2 separate regions of the Mus musculus genome follow, and region 1 is linked to region 2. The links are chromatin loops, found by intact Hi-C in ENCODE. Cell type or tissue: gastrocnemius. All regions are shown on one strand. Each heading gives the region's core, and the rest is flanking DNA. Links, peaks and the distances in the headings are about the cores only.

Region 1 (2,903 bases), core at 278-2,777, 58 kb before region 2:
CTTGGCAAGTTGTGATGCCCTGCCTTTTGTGTGGGTGTGTGGTGAGGGGTGGTTGCCACTATGCTCCAAGAGAAGAGGGCCTGCCTTGAGCAGACTAAGCAGCTGAGAGCAGCCAGTCCGTCAGTTGTGAGCCTTTCCCACCCTAAGGGCCTACAAAGAGTCTAGCTCCTTTTCCACCCGCCAGCTTCCAGTTGAGCTAAGGAGACAAAATTAACAGCATGGACAGGAAACAATGTGCCACAGAATATAATTATATGCTGAAATTGTTAGGTACTTTTAAGTAGCTAGAACTCTGCCTCAGGAGTCCAACTCTGCTGAGGGCTTTGTGTCCAAAATTCCCATTAGTCCTTTAAAAAGCCTATCCTAGAGTGTGCGTTCTGGTCCTGGTACCCTGTGGCAACTTTGCTTTGGAGTTTGTTTTTGAGTTTGCTTTGGAACGCCCACCCCTCAAGGGCTGGAATGATCTGGGAGGTTCTCCTAAAACAGGGAGGCTGGGCTTAGTTGCCTCCTAACAGAATTCTGTCCTGAACCTGAAAGGGAAAGGTCCTGTTCTGTGACCTTGGGAAAGGCCTTTTTCTTCTCTCTACCTCAGTAACTCTGGAAAATGGTGATCTTGATCAGACCTTGCTAGTTTCATATAATTGTTCTGGATGCCTGGTGGTAGCAAATCATTTGCCTTTTCAGAACCTGTTTTCGTGTCTGTAAGGGATGCATGTGACCATAGTGTTTATCCATGAGGTTGTGGAGCCCGCTGAGAGGTGATGCTTGCCGAGATGCTTAACACCCATGCTCAGAGAATGTTATTTGTGACCCACAACATCCTATTCCCATGTATGCTGCTTATGCAGTTGGACTGGACAAGAGAGGCAGCCCAGAACACAGCGGTCCCCAATGTCAGGTGCCAGTCCCTACTGTTCCTAGTCTGGATGTTCTCCCTGCCACAGGGTCCCTACGTTTTTTGAAAATGAGTCTCCTTGGTCCCTTCAGGCCAGTACCAACTTGTAACAATGGCCGGATTTCCACCACATCCGGCCTGTTTCCTGTTCTCATCCAGTGTTTGAGAGCTTGAAGGAGGAGGTAGCCTCAGCACCAAGGGGTACAGGAAGGTCCCTGGAAATCACTGGACTATGAGAACTTGTGGGGCAGGACATGTTGGGATTTGAAGCTCTGGCTGAGACACAAATCTTTATGCTTGAGGGAAATGGCAGTGTATAGGGAGCTGAGAAATTAGTGAGGGCTGATTAGGGGATGCTTGGCTTCCCAGAATTGTCTTTGTGGCAATTTTAGGGATTCCAGAGACCACCAGCCATCCCCACTACCATCACCCCCATCTGGTTGCCAGGGCAACTTTTTTTTTTTTTAGCTTTGATGTTGTTATTAACAGCCCCCCTACCTACCTTTCCTCAGCAGTACCTCCCCCTCATCAGTAAATGAGGGGAGGAGGAGGTAGAAACCTGAGGGAGGACCTCTCTCTCCCTCTGGGCCCTATCTTAGCTCTAAGGGTCCTATGTCCTTTTTCCAGGCAAGATCCCAATCTCAGGGCCCCCTGGGGCCATCATGCCAGCTGGGGGCCGGGCCGGGAGCCTGAAGGACCCTGATGTGGCTGAGCTCTTCTTCAAGGATGACCCTGAGAAGCTCTTCTCTGACCTCCGGGAGATCGGCCATGGCAGCTTTGGAGCAGTGTACTTTGTGAGTTGGGTCTTGAAAAGGGTAAAGCAGGGCTCAGTCTCTTTCAACCTGTGGGTCTCCAGGCCTCTGCACCACTCCACCAAAATAATCCTTCCCACCCTCTTCTAATAGCTCAGCGGGTCCTCTTTCACCCCATGCCCAAGGTGGTCTTTTCCATCCTCCAATCTGGTCCTCTAGGCCCGGGATGTCCGGAACAGTGAGGTGGTGGCCATCAAGAAGATGTCCTATAGTGGGAAGCAATCAAATGAGGTGAGTCAGGTTGATTAACATCAGGTTGTGGAGGGCAGAGGGCCCTAGTCTCAACGTGCAGCCTGGGTAACCCCTTCTTCTCTTGACCTTCTAGAAATGGCAGGATATCATCAAGGAAGTGCGGTTCTTACAGAAGCTACGGCATCCTAATACCATTCAGTACCGGGGCTGTTACCTGAGGGAGCACACAGCTTGGGTGAGCTGTCCCACAACTGCAGTAACAGTTTTACTCAGGTCAATCTTTTCCTGGTCCAGCGTTTTAAACAGGCAGTCTCTTTCTGACTATGTTAGTCCTCAGAAAAACCAATAAGCCAGGCATGGTGGCACACACCTCTAATCCTAACACTGAGGAGGCAGACACAGGTGGATCTCTGTGAGTTCAAGACCAGTCTGGACTACCTAGTGAGTTTTGTGCCAACCTGGGCCAAAACTACACAGTGAGATCCTATATTAAAAAAGAAAAACAAACAAATGAACATCTGTGTAGAGGTGCAGAAGAGGCTGACACCAAGTTGCATAGACAGTATGCTCTTTAGAAGGTGGTGATTAAGGGGGATCAAAAGGGGCCCAGATGGGAGCAGTGGTAGGTGTCTTGGAATCTTTGGGGGTGAGGTGGGGCAGGGGCTTGAATCCAGAGATGCTCCCAGCACCTCTTGTTTTCTCTGGCTTCCCTTCTCTATCACCCTTTTGGCATTGCCTCAGTAGAAGATGAACAATAAAGTTCTGTTTTGAGTTTTGCTCAAGGGAGCTGGGTGGCCAGAATCTGATGATCTCTAACACTTGACCCTTCCTTAGCTGGTGATGGAGTATTGCCTGGGCTCAGCTTCTGATCTTCTAGAAGGTAGGTAAATCTGAACATGGGCATAAGGAAGATAAACAAGAAAGCCATAGGAGAAAGTAGCTTATTCCATCTTATTCCCCCTGTGGTCCCTCAGTTTGTTATTTGGTTTCCTTCTACAGTGCAC
Region 2 (2,903 bases), core at 192-2,691:
AGGGGAGGGAGAACCGCGGCAGGTGGGGGGGGGGCTTACGTGGAGAGGCTGGGAGGGCCCAAGGAGGCGGGGTGGGGGACGGTGGTGCCAGCCCTGAAAAAAGGGAGGGAGGAAAGGACGGAGCGGAGCGGAGCGGAGGCGCAGCTGGGCAAGCGGTCACCAGTCAACACCGCTCTCCCGCCACCACAGGCTACCACCTCCTCCTGCTGCTGCCGCTAGAGCCCCGCTGCCCTGTGCAGACACCGCACATGGCATTATAGAGTTGGTGCCCAGCCCCCTGCCCCCTCTGTGAGGAGGGGGAGGGGGAGGGGAAGCCACCAGCTTGGGGAGGGTGGGAGAGGGGGAGGGAAATGATGGCACCGACCAGACACCAAGAAACCGGACCTGCAGCAGCGTTGTCTCCCATGCAGCTCTGAGCCACAGCAGCGGCTGCGACAGAGATGGGGGGGGACAAGGAAAGAGGGAGGGGGAGGCCCTTAAAGAGACAGGAGCTGCAGTGCAGGGGGCTGCTGGGGACAAGGGCTTAGGGAAAGGATGGCTCTTCTCTTAAACCCCCCCCCCCCCCCGGACACCTCCACCTAGCAGGAGTACTGAGCCGCCTTTCCTGTCAGCACTTTAAAAATGTCTGGCATTTCCTTCTGCTGGTGCTTATAAACATAAATGGGTGTCCCTCAGTGGCCTGCAGGGATCTCAGCTTAGGGGTGCTCACTCCAGCCAAGAAGATTTCCTGAAGAAAGCAGCCTGAGTAGATGGTGTGTTCCCTGAAGGCACAGATAGGAACAAGCCATTTCACGGTGTCCTTCAGACCCACAGCCCCCTCCACCCCGCCCGTCCGCCTCTCCAGTCAGAGGGAGTGGAAACTACATCAGTCACCTCGCTTGCACTCCGACTCGCACCACAACGAGTCACTCCCTCAGGAGTGTGGCTCACTATTGTGACAGCCCAGGGGGAAATCTATGCTCCTATGCTCTTCAGAGGTCAGGGGATAGCCCTGAGGTGGGAGCCAAGGTTCCCCAAGATCAGAAAGTTAAGATGTGACAGGAACAGAGCTAAGTGGGAAGAGATGGCTGGCTGTCAGAGCCCTCCAGCATGGCTTTGATGGCTAGCACCAGGGCACTGGGAGACAGGAAGCAGTCATGTAGACCTGGTGGCACTCCAGGAGCAGGAGGATCACTCCTGGTAGCCAGCTTGGGCGACAGAGGAAGTGCTCGCCTGGGAGAGAGGGTTAGAAGGTGGGCTTGAAGAGCAGAGGGTGCTTGCTGCCTGGAAAACCCAGTGGAGTTATGGAAGCCGGGGCCCCTCCCTCAGGCCAATGGCCTCCTGGAGTCCCCTTTTCCTTGTTGCCTTGGTTCCCTGTCCTCGGCCACTCCTCAGAACAGTCCTGCTTACACAGAAGAGCCTGGTGGCTGGCTGACTCAACTTCCTCCTTTAATCCAAGGGGAAGAGCAGCCCCGTGCTTTGGCCAGGGTAATTTAGGCCTAGCACACAACTACTAATGCTCACTCTCACATGGCCTCTTAGAGCCTGGCCTTTCCCAAACCCATCTGTCCTTCAGACTTGTATATCATGGGGACTGACACCTCACTGTAGCTTGAGTTTCTCACTGACCCTGAGATGAGCCTACTTATCTACTGACAACTGACCTTTCCAGCCCACAGCCTACTCCCTCTGCGCCCTAGAGGAAGGGGCCAATTCGCTATTTTGTGCTGCCCTCTAGTGGCAGTCTGTGGGAGTGGCTGAGGGAAGTCTTGACACCCGCAGGAGTTGGGGCTACTATTAGAGACCTTCGTAGACCTGGAAACCACAGGGGAAGAGGTCCACTTTCCCAGGTCTTACTACAGACTGAGCATGGTTTATGTCAATGCTTCTTAAGTCTTCTAGGGGTTGAGGAAGGAGAAACCAAGGCTTAGAGGGTTTATTAAAGTGTCAAGATAACATAGCTATGTTCATTATTAGTAAAGTAGGATTTCAAGCTTATGTTTGCTTCACTTCAGGAAAATCCAAAGACAGTGGTGACAGGAGGCAGAGGAGGCAGAGCCCTGGGGTGCACAGGAGACAGAGGAGGCAGAGCCCTGGGGCTTCCAGGACAACCAGGTCTATACAGCAAAATCCCGGCAAAAATCCCAGGCTAGTCAGGAATACATAGGAGACCCTGTCAAAAAATAGATGCACTTAGCCTAGCTTGAGCTACTAGATGAAGGGACAGGCCTGAAATTCCAGCACTCAGAAGGCTGAGGCAGGAGGCTCACTAAGAGTAACGGGATAAAACAAAATACAAAACCTTTCAAAAGTTAGAAGATGTAACCTGGGCTACAGAGAGAGACCCTACCTAAAAAACAAAACAAAAAATAACACACACAAAAACAAAACAGCAAGGAACAAAAGCACCAAGGCTCTAAGCTGGGGCGGTGACATGGATCAGAACGTGTCTGTGAACACAGACGTGGTCAGGGGATCCAGAGCTGACTGTGGATAGCACAGGCTGCAGCAGAACAAGACAGGTTTCGGGTTTGTGCTTTTGATTTTCGTTTTTCTTTTCTGGGGATTTACAGAGTCTCCTCGGTAAATTCTGCCTTTGAGGGCTCAGGAGCTACCTAGCACATCAGGGGCTCGGGGCTCCATACCCAGCATTGAAAAGAAAGAAAAACAAAAACAAAAACAACCCTGAAGCACTGCTTTCTGCACACCCCAGTCCCAGCTCCACCCCGGCATTGTTCACCTTTATAGTAACAGCCCGAGGGCCCAACCTCTCCCACAAATACATTTTTTCCCCAGTATGATGTTGCCAGCAGAAGATAGTATCTCCTTAAATTCTCGTCTGAGTTGTCGGTTAAAAAGCAACCACTTAGCCGGGCGTGGTGGAGCACACCTTTAATCCCAGCACTTGGGAGGCAGAGGCAGGC

What was found. Hi-C counts contacts between places; a loop is a spot of excess contacts. Peaks named below come from ENCODE experiments on the same cell type or tissue, not always from the same donor. Only the 100,000 strongest peaks of a DNase experiment are listed, where the experiment ranks them.
Region 1: a loop joins it to region 2, with 2.0 times the contacts of the local background. A loop is called at or near these places in 6 of 42 quality-filtered maps.

Annotation. Positions count from the first base shown.
Region 1 is chr7:126,879,283-126,882,185 of GRCm38, reverse strand. Taok2 (TAO kinase 2) reads left to right here. Exons shown (of 16, transcript NM_001163775.2): 2 at 1,523-1,689; 3 at 1,867-1,938; 4 at 2,033-2,134; 5 at 2,734-2,779; 6 at 2,899-2,903. The coding sequence starts at 1,558. Among named protein-coding and RNA genes, the nearest start is that of Taok2, 4.2 kb to the left of the region's middle. In gastrocnemius, for the core only: no CTCF peak of the experiment used is centred there; a DNase peak (open chromatin) is centred at 1,566; H3K4me3 peaks cover 1,565 bases; H3K27ac peaks cover 1,792 bases.
Region 2 is chr7:126,820,827-126,823,729 of GRCm38, reverse strand. Tlcd3b (TLC domain containing 3B) reads right to left here and starts at 427. Exons shown (of 5, transcript NM_029978.1): 1 at 1-427. In gastrocnemius, for the core only: a CTCF peak has its summit at 1,723 (motif pointing left); DNase peaks (open chromatin) are centred at 210, 822, 1,299 and 1,708; H3K4me3 peaks cover 1,517 bases; H3K27ac peaks cover 2,100 bases.